Regions from separate parts of the Homo sapiens genome. Here region 2 is linked to region 1. Evidence: chromatin contacts called from ENCODE Hi-C or POLR2A ChIA-PET data. All regions are on one chromosome and are shown on one strand. The core of a region is the stretch at or near the end of the contact, and the rest is flanking DNA. Distances in the headings are between cores, read along the strand shown. Region 1 overlaps SLC9A1 (solute carrier family 9 member A1). Region 2 overlaps TRNP1 (TMF1 regulated nuclear protein 1).

Region 1 (6,826 bases), core at 2,065-4,564:
GCCATTACACAGGGGTCTCCACAGGGAGCTTTGTTCCAAGCAGCTGCTTGGAGCTCGGAGTCCTCCCAGCCCAGTGCTCACACCCGGGCTCTGCTCCTGGGAGCCAGGGGCTCTGAACCCCAGTTCTGCCTTGCTCGGCACTGGAACACCTTCACCCCTCACTGCCTCCCCACATCCCATTCTCCCCATTTCCAGACCCGGTGGAGACCTCAGGACCGCCAGGACTCAGGCCTGGTGAGCCTCCTACTGGGGCTGCTGAGGGGACTCCCTTTGAGACAATGAAGTAGCAGGGCTGTGGCTTTCCTCAACCTGAAGCTTAGTGGCTTCCAAGGCTCTGCTCTCCTATACCCTGGGCTTGCCTTCATGCAGGTCATTCTTGCTTCATCTGCTCATAGCCTGAAATGCCCTCTCCCGATTCCTGGACCCCAGGGGGCGCTGCAGAAGTGCTCCTCTTCTAGGAAGCCACTGATGCCCTTGGCCATTTAAATGGCTACCAAGCAGGTCTGGAGCCTGGAGTTCATGTCTCATCCCTGGAGCTCAAGGCTGGGCCCTGGGAGCTCCGTGAACCTACGAGCCTGGGGAATCCAAGCTGGCAGCCCCCGCCCCCACCCCGCCAAGCCCACTGCCTGCTGCACGCAGACTCACGCCATGATGCCTGACAGGTGGAAGAGCTCGGCTGACAAGTAGGCCATGTAGCTGTAGAGGAAGACGAAGAGCGGCTCGATGACCCGGATGTGGGAGGTAAATCGGGAGGTGAAGGCTGCGATGACCCCGTAGACCACGCCCACAAGCACCCCGCCCAGGGCCACCACGAAGAAGCTCAGGAAGCCGAGGAAGATGTCCACGATGCCCACGTGTTCGTAGTTGGCAAACTCCTCAAAGAGGTGATACAGGACCTGGGGAGGGTGTGCAGGCTGGTGGGTGGGAGGAGAGGGCCCTGGCCCCACGGTTCCCTGGGGTCCACCCAGGGCAATCCTGTCCCCTCCGTTAACCATGGCCACAAGAAGAGGCCACACGGTAGCAGAGAAACCCTAGTGCCAAGCAGGTGCTCAAAACCTCAGCCTGGGGCTGAGGGGCTTGCTCTGGGCCAGCCACGTGCCCCACTGGTGAAGGGTGGGCCCTGGGAAGCTCTGTGAAGACCCTGAAGCCAAACTGCCTGGACTGGAATCCTGGCTCTGCCACTCCTGAGTTGTGTACAGGAAGCAAATTCATCTCCCTGTGTTTCAGTTTTCCTGTCTATAAAATGAGGATAATAATACCAAATCTTAGGACTGCTGTGAGGACTAAATCAGCGAATCAAGTGCTCGGAGCCTTACCTGATGCAGTGTTAGCCACATCTGGTGCTATCAAGTCTGCCTCTCACTGCCTGACCTTGGGCACGTCATGCCCATCACTGGGTTTCAGTCCCTCCTTCAGCACAAAAAAGGGACGTTCACACAATGAACTAGAATGTCATTTCTTAACCTCTGGAGCTTTCTGAAAATACACATGTTCAGGCCATACTGGACTTGGACTCTCTGGGATAGGGCCAAGAAATCTCTATGTAACAAGCACCCCAGGGGTTGCAATGAACAGCCAAGTTCAGATGCTATGGAATTAGAGGCTAAGGCATCCCTGTCTCCTGGACTGGGAAATAGATGGTCATTGCAACACTACCATCAGATGTTTAAGTGGCACTTCATACACTGTAAAGCCCTTTGATAGTCTTTATCTGAGTCGACACTCAACAACCATGCGAGGCAGGTGGGTCAAGGATGCTCCTTTGCTAAACCGAGGCTCACAGTGGTAAAACAACACGCCAGGGGGCCCCCAGCCCAGGAGCAGAAGAACTGGGCCCAGAACTTATTCCCTGACAGCCATGGCTGAGGCCTCCCCAGCAGGCTCAGCTTTGAGGATCTGCCCCTCCTATTGCTAGGTCCCTGAGCTGCCTGGCCTACTCAAGTCTGTCCTAGACAGCTCTGCCAGGAAGGAGCAGGGAGTTTCCAGGCCTGGGGGAAGGGAGGGAAGGACGTGAGGATCCATGACAGGGAACCCTCCAAAGCCCCCAGGACCTGGAGCAGGAGGAATGGACCGTGAGGAGTGACCTGTCTAGGGCACAGACCTGAGACCAGGCAGCTCAGGGTCAGCCTCTGGCTTTACTCTCTGGGAAATGGGGCACTCACACCTATGCCAAGAGCTCCAGAAAGACCTGACTTGGGCCAGGCAGCAAGGGGAGATGCAGAGCACTGGCCAGGCCTGGTGCGGCCTGGCCCCAGCTGTCTGGGGGATAGGACAGGGCTCCAGCGGCAGACAGCCTCTTAGCAGGTGCGTACTCAGCCGTGGGCTAAACTCATTCCTGGCCTGAGGGGATTCATGGGTCCTCATGGTCTACCACATGGGCCCATGGAGTCGGCACAGAGGGGAAAGTCCTCCTTTCTGGCCTGGTGCTATTACCCCTGGAACTATAGAGAAACAGAGTAACACAGTGGTAAGCACTTGGGCTTTGGACTCAGACTACGGATTTGAACCTCAGCTATATCATATATCAGGCTTATGTAACCTCTCCGTTCCTCAGTTTCCTCATCGCAAAAAAACTGGAATATAACTGTGTCAACCTCATGGAGTTACTGTATAGATTAAATGAGGCAACATAGGCCAGACACAGTGGCTCACGCCTGTAATCTCAGCACTTTGGGAGGCCAAAGAGGGAGCATCGCTTGTGCCCGGGAGCTTGAGACCAGCCCAGGCAACATAATGAGACCCCATATCTACAAAATAAATAAATAAATAAATAAATAAATTAGCTGGGTGTGATGGCCAGCACCTGCAGTCCCAGCTACTTGGGAGGCTAAGAGGGGATGATCATTTGAGGAGTTTGAGGGTGCAGTGAGCTATGATTGTGCTACTGCACTCCTGAGTGACACTGTCTGTGTGACAGGAGACTCTGTCTCTAAATAAATAAATAAAAATGAGGCAATACACATTCAGACAGGAAGCACCCAATGAACACCAGCAATCACTACCACCGCTGCCACTGCCTTTGGGAGACATGACCATGGGTCCACAAATGGCTGGGTCTGTTACCTGCTTGATGCAACCATGCCCCAAGCTCCACAGCAGTGCTCACCTGAACCCCAACACCCAGATCCCACTGGAGAGGGCTTTATCTTTGGCACTCACTGGCTTCACAGACATTAGTGAGTATGACTCACTAATGTAAGTAATCCTGTAAGAAGCCTGGGAGGATGACAGGCTGAGTACTGCAATCCCTGTGTCACAGATGGGGAAACTCAGGCTCATGTGGTAACCCTGGGCAAGAGCTAGTGCTAGAGGAAGCCAGGATGGAGGCCTGCCTGCTCAGGTCAGGCTATTCTACCCAGCCCCATGAGGAGGCGTGGGAGGAACAGGAAGCTGAGGCTGCCAGCAGCTGAACACCACAGTCTGTCTCTACTCTGAGGTGCTGCTTCCTGAAGGCTGGGGCTGCAGAGGAGGGAGTCATGGCCTGGGAATGCACATGTGCCCTTGAGCTTTCCTGTGTGTGCAGCTGCTCTGAGCGGGACAGCTCAGGAGGGGGTGGGAGTGTTCTCACAACACAACGTGAGCATGCACATGCACACATCTGTTTCCCAAGGAAACCAGCTGGGAGGAAGGGCATGTGCAGGTGTATATGGTGCTACCACGTGCAGACCCTGGAGGAAAGCACTAATCCTCTGCCACTTTGCAGCTATCAAAGGTGAGGCTGGCTGGGCGCAGTGGCTCATGCCTGTAATCCCAGCACTTTGGGAGGCTGAGGTGGGCGGATCACCTGAGGTCAGGAGTTCGAGATTAGCCTGGCCAACATGGCGAAACCCAGTCTCTACTAAAAACACAAAAATTAGCTGGGCATGGTGACACACGCCTGTAATCCCAGCTACTTGGGAGGCTGAGGCAGGAGAATTGCTTGAACCTGGGAGGCGGAGGTTGCAGTGAGCTGAGCTTGCGTCACTGCACTCCTGTCTGGGAGACAGAGCAAGACTCCATCTCAAAAAAAAAAAAAAAAAAAAAAGGTGAGGGCCACAGAGGTATAGCATTTGCTTAAGGTCACACAGCAAGCAAGTGGCCAACTTCTTTTACTTATCACCTTCTAGATGTTTTGGAGACAAGGCCCCTTTCCATAATCTCCGCCCAAAAACTGTGCACAAACCGAATTCTAACTTAAGATATAGCCAACATGAGAGCTGAAAGGCCCCTCACAGATGATATGGTCTGTGAAGAGGGAACTGAGGCACAGAGAGTGTAAGTAATTTGCCCAAGCTCACATCAAAATGCAAGAGAAGGGCCAGGCTTGTTGGCTTAGGTCTGTAATCTCAGCACTTTGGGAGGCCGAGGCAGGAGGATGGTTTGAGGCCAAGAGTTCAAGACCAGCCTGGGCAACATGGTCAAACCCCATCTCCACAAAAAATTTAAAAAATTAGCCGGGTGTGGTGGTGCATGCCTGTAGTCCTAGCCACTCGGAAGGCTGAGGCAGGAGGATCTCAGGCCCAGGTATTTGAGGCTGCAGTGAGTTATGACCGTACCAGTTCACCAGCCTAGAAGACAGGGCAAGACCCTGTCTCTTAAAAAACAAAAAGCAAGTCAAGTCAAGGAGGGAGCATATAACCTAGCAAAACCAAGAGCTTAGGCCCTGGAGTCAGTCAGACCTGGTTCAATCACAAACTGGTTCATACTCCAACAGGTTATTTAACTTCTTTGGGCCTGTGTCTCCCCTGGAAAATGAGAATAATAAGCACCTCTTAAGGCAGCCATGAGGACTTAAATGAGATAATCCATGCCGAAGGGCTCAGCATGGTGCCTGGCATACGGGAAGCGGGAATGTGCCTCAGCTGTTTTTATTACTGTTATTAGCGGGTGGATGAGGGATTCACTGGTGGGCCTGGATTTGGGTTTGTACCGTTTGGACATGGGCATGGCCCCTGGCCTCCTCACCACAGTGACGGCGTCATTGAGCAAGGACTCCCCAAAAACAAGGATGTGCAGCAGCTCATTGATGTGAATTTCCTCAAAGACAGCCAGAACCGCCACGGGGTCCACGGCCGAGATGATGCTGCCGAAGAGCAGGTTGTCCAGGAGGCCGATGTTGTTGATCTGCTCACCGCCCACCAGGCACACGGCGTACATGAGGCCGCCCAGGAAGAAGGCGTTCCACAGCGTGCCCACCACGGCAAAGATCAGGATGGTGCCCAGGTTTTCTGTGAACTGCCGCAGTGGCAGGAAGTAGCCCGCATCCAGGATGATGGGCGGCAGCAGGAAGAGGAAGAAGACGTCGGACTGCAGGAAGGGGGGTGTCTCGCCTACACCCTTGATCAGGCCCCCCACCAGCAGCCCCACCACGATCAGCAGGCAGCTCTCCGGGACGATGCTTGAGATAGTGGGGATCACATGGAAACCTGCGGAGGGCGAGAGAACGGGAGGCCATGGGCTTTCGGAGGAGCCAGGAGAATAGAAGGTTGGGGATGGGCCGGGGATGAGGAGCGCAGTTGGTGAGAGGTGCACAGGCTGGGTCTCAGAGGGCTGCTCTGTTAACTCTCTGAGCCTCCGCTTCCTCGCCTGTAAAATGGAAGGGACAATGCTAGCTTCACAGGTTTGCCATCATAAACCAAGTGACAGTGTTTTTAAAGCACTTTTTTCAAAGGATATATACATGCTATCTCTGTCACTGTCATAAAATGTTAGAAAGCAGCAGTTCTATATGCTTCCAGAAGGCAGAAATTATAAATTGATTACTGACGTGCCAAGTACCTACGGGCATCACCTACGCCTGAACCCAAGGCATTATTCCAGGCACAAGTTCAGGGAGGCAGATCTGAGCTCAACCTGAGGAATAACAATCTAACAATTCTGTCTGAGGGAAGATGGTAGTTCCCTATCACGGAGCTGTTTAAGCAGAAGGCAGACAACCAGCTGGTGGGGAGTGGCATAGGAGACAGAAGAAAGCACAGAAGAATCTAAGAATACCAGCGTGGGAAGGAACTTGGGGATAATAAGGCCTGGGGTCTGCAAACCTGCAAAACAGTAGGCTTTCCTACTGAGTCCAGGCAGCTGCTCAAGACACGGCTCAAGGATGTCAGTGGCAACCAGCTTTGGCAGGTGAGATAAAATCTATTTGCTATCCCGCTTCTAGCTCAATGCCACCCACTTTAAAGATGGGGCAACTAAGGCTCAGAAAAGGGAAGGGACTTGCCCAAAGTCACACAGCAAGTGGGGAGCAGAACTAGAATAGAACACAGGTCTGATGCCCCAGTTCCCATCAAACTGCACAGTTCTGTAATTCAAGCTCTCCTATCCTTCCCTCCCATCAAGGCCTCCTCACACACCCCTCTGCCTGGGACCCACCAGCCATCTCCCCAGGCCGTGTCCTGGCCAGCAACAGGCCGCTCTGCTGTAGTCCACCTTAAGGCTTCAAACCCAGAGCTGAGGAGTAGCAAAAATCCCCGTTGAGAGGGCCTCTCTCAATATCAGGTATGGCCAGAGAACCCTGAGCTCCTGTGAGTGGTTTACTTGTTTGTTTTGTTTTGGGGTGGGAAAGTAGGTGGAAAAAAATCTGAGCATCTAGTTGTATGTTGGGTACTATGCTCCCAGGGTTGGCATAGCCAAGAGGGTTTGTCCCTTTGCTCAAGAGGAAAGCTCTCTCTGGCCTGGCATGGTGGCTCATGCCTGTATCCCAGCATTTTAGGAGGCTGAGGTGGGAGGAACACTTGAGGCCAATAATTTGACACCAGCTTGTACAACATAGGAGACCTCATCTCCACTTAAAAAAAATAGCTGGGCATGGTATGCACCTGTAGTCTCAGCTAGTTAGGAGGGCCGA
Region 2 (6,826 bases), core at 1,509-4,008, 110 kb before region 1:
TTCACCTTTGGGGAGACGGAATCCCAGAGAGGTTTAGGATTTGTTCTCTTCATACTTAGGCCCTTCTTCTTCTAGGAGACAGCTTTTCTTATGCCGTCATGCAGGTTCGCAAAAATTACAGCCTGACTCACATAACCAGGACAGGATGTCTGGCACCTGCTCACCCAGGGATCCTTACATAGCAGAACCTAGAGGCTTAACTCCCAACCTGTTACTAAGATGGCTCGGCCAGGTTGGAACCAGGTGATACCCTTTAACAGGCCCCAAGGGGGCAGGTGTGGTATCAGCTTCCAGAAAGGGGGGCCTTAAAGAGCCAGATCTGAGGTGAGATCTGCTTCTCTTCCTGTCCAGATGCCCTTCAGTCTCCCATTCCTCTGTCCCCACTGTGAATGACCTGGCTACCACATTGCTGCTCACCAGCTGAGTTAATTTCACTCTCACTTATCAGTCTGCGAAGTGGATCTCTTAACCTCCCAGAGGGGCTGTGGTGACGTTAACCCAGGGCAGAGGTCCTTCTTCTTCCTCACTAAATCATGGAAAGATAATTTTTTTGTTGTTGTTGTTTGTTTTGAGACAGTGTTTCGCTCTTGTTGCCCAGGCTGAAGTGCAATGGTGCGATCTTGGCTCACTGCAACCTCCACCTCCCGGATTCAAGCGATTCTCCTGCCTCAGCCTCCCAAGTAGCTGGGATTACAGGCATGTGCCACTATGCCCATCTCATTTTGTATTTTTGGTAGAGACCGGGTTTCTCCATGTTGGTCAGGCTGTTCTTGAACTCCCGACCTCCGGTGATCTGTCCGCTTCGGCCTCCCAAAGTGTTGGGATTACAGGTGTGAGCCACTGCACCTGGCTGATAATGTATTATTTTAACTCACACCTGGAAACAGGCACTGCTTTTGCTGATAGAGCCATGAGCTAATTTAAAGTCCTACTTTTGCAGGGTGGAGAGGGGATTTCTCAAGGTCACATGCCAGTGAGGGAAGAATCAAGGTCCCTGGCCTGTGTGTGCACCTCCCACAGTACCCTGGGCAGGGGCTAGGGAGAGTTGTCCTCTGGATCCTGTCTGCTCTGTGACTTAGAACAACTCTGCCCCCTCTCTGGGCCTCTTTCCTCAGTCCCTCCTTGAGTCAGGGCTTGGGAATGGGGTGAAGTGGGGAGGATGCTTCCTTCCACAGGAATCTGGGAGGGTCAGGTGCACTGCTCTGATAGGCTGAGGCTTGGGGCCCTTATGGGATCCTCCCTCATCAGCCCTTCTCCCTGGATACCAAACTTTTTGGCTGGTTTCTCGGCTAACAGCAAGGCTTTCCTGAACCCTTTCTTAGCTGGGGAAGGGAGGTTCAGGAGGGAGTCTCAGAGCCTCTGACAAAGTTAGGGAACCCCAGGGAAGTAATGAAGGGGGCAATGCCATCCTCTGGTCTTTCCAAACAGGGAACACCTTCCAAAGCCACTTGGGTCATTTGGGGTCTAGAGGCTTAGAGAGGACAGGACATCTTGGAAAGAGCTGAGCTCAGGCCTTGGTGCTGGGCTGCAGCCAGGACCATTTGTTTTCTGGGTTGCATGGGAGGGGGCACTTGGTCCGGAGAAGCTTTTAGCTAATGGTGTAAAGTGCTCGGTGCCATCACAGTTTTGGCTTTCTCCAGGATTTATTTGTAATCAGCTTGTCCCGATTTGGGGGTGGGGTGGGTGAGTAGAGAATTAGAGACGACACTGGCTAGTGTGTGTGTGTGTGTGAAGTAGAGGGTAGTAAATGGAGATTGGTCCTGGTGTCACAGGCAGCTCTGCCCCCTCCCTCCACTTCCAGATGTCCCACTGCTCCTCATCAAGCTTCCTGGCCAGGGCACACACATGTAGACTTGAACCCCAGCTCCTAGTTAGTGCTATGTCCATTACCACATAGCCAACTAACAAAAGGCACCTCCCACACCTGCCTGACCCTCCAGGGCCCCCTCTAGAAGCTCACCCGTCTGGCTTTATTCAGGCTGGGTGCGGTGGCTCATGCCTGTAATCCCAGCACTTTGGGAGGCCCACGAGGGCCAATCACTTGATGTCAGGAGTTCAAGACCAGGCTGGCCAACATAGTGAAACCCCTTCTCTACTAAAAATAACAAAAATTAGCTGGGCGTGGTGGCAGGTGCCTGTAATCCCAGCTACTCGGGAGGCTGAGAAAGAATTGCTTGAACTCGGGAGGTGGAGGTTGCACCGCACTCCAGCCTGGGCAACAGAGCAAGACTGTGTCTCAAGAAAAAAAAAAAAAAAAAAAAAAGCTCACCCGTCTGCCTCCATTTTCTTCTTAATTAGCAAATATTGATAGGGGCTCAGAAAGCAGAGCCAAATCAGAGGAGGGTCTCTACTTTTAAGGGCTTATGTCTCCTGGCTCTTTTCCAGGCAGGCTTTTCTGGCTGTCACCATCCCAGGGGATCCCTTGGGGGCTGAGCAGTTTGTTGGAGGCCAGCTCTAGCCTCGGACAGAAGGCTGACCCACCCCTTTTCCCCACATGACTTTCAGAACACTTTCTTGGTGGCCCCCAGCTCTGGGGACAGGACTGAGTACAGGGATCTTGGGGGACCTGTGCATTGAGGACACTGACGGCCACCAATGAATTTATATCTCAGCAAAGGGAAATGAGGGGGGAACAGGAGCCTTTCTTCAGGCTGGTGCTTGGGGCTGGGAGACCAGTTCAAGGTTCTAATCTGGGACCTGCCCCTCAACTGGATAACCATGTGAGCGTTGCCACCAGAGGGCAGTGTGGGGCTGCTTTCTCGAGACGAAGGGGTGTGGCCTGGAGGAGGTTCAGTCCTTTATTGTTCCTGCCCCCAATCATCCCTTTGCCCGGTAGTCCCCGGGGCTTCCTAGACCTTGAGCTGCAGGGGCCTGGGAGAACGAGCAGGGTAGTCGCGGTCAGCGCAGCCCTAGAGTGGGAGTGTAGTTCTGGGGATAGCTTCCTGGGTGGAGTGGGACTAGAGGCCAGAGCTGTGCCCATCACCGGCTCCCTAGGGGCGGGAACCCTCTTTGAAAGGGGAGCAAGGCCGGGTGCGGTGGCTCACACCTGTACTCCCAACACTTTGGGAGTTTGAGGCGGGCGGATCACGAGGTCAGGAGATCGAGACCATCGTGACTAACATGGTGAAACCCCGCCTCTACTGAAAAAAAAAGGGGGGAGCAAAGGAAGCTCCTTTGGTTGGGCTGAGCCTGGAACCCCAGGGAGAAGACCCATTAGGAAAGACTTCCAGAAAAGACAGGTAGCCCTTGTTGGGGTCACTATCAGGATAAAAGACCAGAGTTATTTTGTATTCACAGATTTGTTACACTAATTGATCAGAACCCAGGGTCCCACTGCCAGTGGTGGCCAGTGTTGCCTCTTAGAGATTAGGCTGGAGCCACAGAACCTGGCCAAGGTGGTCCAAGCCTGCAGCCGCTCCCCTGTTGGTGGGTTCTTCAAGAACAACTCGGGTGCTTAGGCTTCTCAGAGCTGAAGGAGAGGCCTGCTGTCATGAGAGCGGTGCAGGAGGAGGTATTTGGGAAAGCCTGGAGATCCCCAACCTACTTCTTCCCCCATTGGTCCTTGACTGCACCCTGGCCAGGGGCGATGGGGGAAGGGAACTCTTGGTTCTGGAATAATATCTTAACCACCTCCTCTATGCCAGGCCCCTGAGCACTTTACACCCATTAATCTGTTCCGGTTCTCCCAACCACTCTGCAAAGTAAGGGTTATTATTCCCATTTCCACAGGTGAAGAAACAGAGAGGGAGGGCGGGTGACTTGCCCAAAGACATAGGAGCTATAAGTGAGGGATCTCTTAAACATTAGGATATATGGTGATTCATTTATCAGGCTAAAGAGAGGTCCGTTTAGGGGGATATCTGGGCTCCCACATTCAAGGCTGTGTATAGTGACCCTTGGTCCTTGGGTATTGGAAGGGACATGAGATGCTGGAGGGGTGGCAGAAGGTGCCCCTCCCAGAGTTTGGGCACACCCCAACCTGGCTGGGCCCTGGGGGTGAGTCAGGCTGAGTCAGCAACCTGGCTTCTGAGGAGGGTGGGCCAAGGATGCTCAGGGCTCAAGCCTCCCAAGGGCTTGCCTTGGAGGGCTGCCTCCTCTCCCTGTAGATCTGGGCTGGCTAACAGGGTGAAATCCCATCTCTACTAAACATACAAAAATTAGCCGGGCGTGGTGGCATACCCCTGTAATCCCAGCTACTCCGAAGGCTGAGACAGGAGAATCGCTTGAACCTGGGAGGCGGAGGTTGCGGTGAGCCGAAATCGCGCCAGTGTACTCCAGCCTGGGCAACAAGAGCAAAACTTCGTCTCAAAAAGAAAAAGAAAACTTGAGTATTAAATGAAAAGTCATACTAAGTACTTGGCACATAGTAGAGATCCGTAAATGATGGAACCAATTTGCCCAGCCCTGGAGAGGCCGCCAGGACAGAACCCCCAGGCAGCGTGGGCCTCTGCTTCTCTAGAGCATCACCATATCAGGAATCCCTGGAATGGGCCCTGGGGAACTCCATAAGGGGAGAAGTGGAGGAGGGGCAGGCTTTTCATCCCAGGAACATTCCATTCTAACTGCTCAGGCTAGGGGATCCCAGCCAAGGACAAAGGCCCAAGGGAACCTCTGCTTCCCCAGGAGTCCCATTCCATACTATTGCCTCCTGCATCTTCTCTCCACAATGCCCCCGCCCCCTTCAGGCAGATTTCAAGTTGAAGGGCTTGGGTGGGGCTGGGTGGCTGTGGGAAAGAGGCCATTAAAGCTCTTGGAATTATTCTTTCCAGCTCCTTCCAACTCCTCAGAACCTCCACTCTATGGATCTGGACCTCTGGATTCGGCTTTCTCCCTGGGCACTGCCTTCAGGAAGACGTTGAGAATTGACCTTACACAATCCCAGCGCCCTCCTCACAGGAGCCTTTCACTTTACAGTGGCAAGGGGCTGGTTCTGGAGAACTGGCTGATGCTCTGAATTTCTTCATATACCCCACATTTGACTTTGGCTTACACTGTACAATTGGAGATGTTGCTACAGGTCCCTGAGATGCAATCAGATTAAGCGTAGCAAGCATTGCCAATGGGAAAGTCAAAATAATTTATTTTTTTTCCCTTTCCCCCTACCCCATCCCCAGCCAAGAATTTCTTTTCAAGATATCGTCATCATTCTTAAACAACATTCTTAACCCCCAGCTGGGGTCCCCATTTTAATAGATGTCATTGCTTCAAGTCTAACGGCGCCGGGAGGCCTGTTTGAGGGAAAACATTAGTTTGAAAAATCCCCGTTCCCTTCATCCACTGCCCTTGTTCTCCACGTGGGAGTGTGCTTGTGGCCCCTCAGAAAGATAGTCTGCTGGCTCCTAGGGGTTGGGGTGGGGGACACACCTTTTTCTCAGGAAGAGGTGATGGCAATGTAAAACATCTAAGCAAAGTTTTAAATGAAAAAAAGGAAACACATTTAAACATCCTGATAATGGAGGGAAGGGGGGCACATTTACACATAGCCCAGAACTTGTAGAATTCTGCATAGTGAATGTATATTGAATTAGTCTCCTGCCTTATACATTCAGGAGGAATAAATTTCCATAATGTAAGGCAAATGCATGGGGTTCTGAGGTTCACTTTGCAAGTGCCCTTGCTGCCTTTCCTCTGTGTCTATTATGGCTCTTTAAGTTGACGGTTCCTGGAGCAGCTTGTATTTAGTTTCGTTTGGCAGTCTGGCCCTGTTGACTTTGATTTGCAGACCAATTCTCCCTTGACCTGACTCACAGCCGCCTGCTCTTACCCCCCTCCTCAGGAAGTCTTCCTCATTAAAGGATGTGATGACGGAGCTCAGGGATGAGAATGCACATGTGAGACTGTGTGACACCAAGGAGGGTTGTGCGAACTGGTGACAACATGGCAGCACCATGGCCTGTGGGGGTTGTGTGACTAGTGTGACTGTGCTGGCGACCATATGGACCTGTTTTGTCAGTCGGTGTCTAAGCAGGAGATGGCACACTCAAACTGGGAAGTGTTTTAAACATAGGCTATTCTGGCCTGGCATGGTGGATCACACCTGTAATCCCAGCACTTTGGGAGGCTGAGGCAGGAGGGTTGCTTGAGCTCAGGAGTTCGAGACCAGCCTGGGAGATCCCTGCTCTATAAAAATGAAAAAATTAGCCAGGTGGGGTGGCACATGCCTGTGGTACCAGCTACTTAGGAGGCTGAGGTGGGAGGATTGCTTGAGCCCAGGAGGTCAAGGCTGCACTGAGCTGTGATCCTACCACTGTGCGCTCCAGCCTGGGCAACAGAACAAGACCCTATCTCAAGAAATAAAACAGACTATTTCCAAAGGCGTGGGCTGGGCTTAAGAAACTAACAAGGGGCTGGGTTTGGTGGCTCACATTTGTAATCCCAGTACTTTGGGAGGCCGAGGCAGGCAGATCACCTGAGGTCAGGAGTTTGAGACCAGTGTGGCCAACATGGCGAAACCCCATCCTATTAAAAATACAAAAATTAGCCAGGCGTTGTTGTGTGCACCTGTAGTCCAAGCTCCTTGGGAGGCTGAGGCATGAGAGTGGCTTGAACCTGGGAGGCGGAGGTTGCAGTGAGCTGAGATCGCGTCACTGCATGCCAGCCTGGGTGAGTGCTCTCCCCCCTCCACCCAAAAAAAAAAATGTAATGGGATGGTTCAGCAATCTGGGGCCAGCAACAGTGAGAAGCCTTTGCAACTCCTGAGTCTGAGGGTGAGGAGAGGTCACTGTGTGGAGTGGGGCCCCTGACAAGAACCGTGACCTTTGGTTGAGAGATGTGGCCAACCATGGCAACCTGGTAGAGAGGGAACAAAGAGAATAAATATCTACTC

The links. Hi-C counts contacts between places; a loop is a spot of excess contacts on that map. ChIA-PET counts read pairs that join two places held with the same protein, here RNA polymerase II (POLR2A). Pooled maps may share reads with other maps.
Region 2: a pooled map shows a loop between it and region 1 (2.8-fold over the local background). The contact joins two enhancer-like sites. A Hi-C loop is called at or near these places in 1 of 168 maps with a recorded cell type or tissue (sciatic nerve) and 2 of 50 pooled maps. POLR2A ChIA-PET finds 5 or more read pairs at or near these places in 9 of 52 experiments (AG04450, GM12878, H1 and 4 more).

What each region holds. Positions count from the first base shown.
Region 1 is chr1:27,108,882-27,115,707 of GRCh38, forward strand. It overlaps SLC9A1 (solute carrier family 9 member A1), which reads right to left. Exons shown (of 12, transcript NM_003047.5): 2 at 4,945-5,405; 3 at 646-896. Among named protein-coding and RNA genes, the nearest start is that of SLC9A1, 43 kb to the right of the region's middle. RefSeq lists a silencer at 1,192-1,396 and enhancers at 3,064-3,143, 3,075-3,576, 3,484-3,553, 4,638-5,212, 5,213-5,786. Within about 2 kb of position 3,315, at least 32 of the 41 ENCODE cell types and tissues checked have a DNase peak (open chromatin) inside an H3K27ac peak, as active enhancers do.
Region 2 is chr1:26,995,078-27,001,903 of GRCh38, forward strand. TRNP1 (TMF1 regulated nuclear protein 1) reads left to right here. Exons shown (of 2, transcript NM_001013642.3): 2 at 4,770-5,809. Among named protein-coding and RNA genes, the nearest start is that of TRNP1, 4.8 kb to the left of the region's middle. RefSeq lists enhancers at 2,485-3,090, 2,601-2,895, 2,848-2,907, 2,918-3,037, 3,819-5,018 and 1 more. Within about 2 kb of position 2,759, at least 15 of the 41 ENCODE cell types and tissues checked have a DNase peak (open chromatin) inside an H3K27ac peak, as active enhancers do.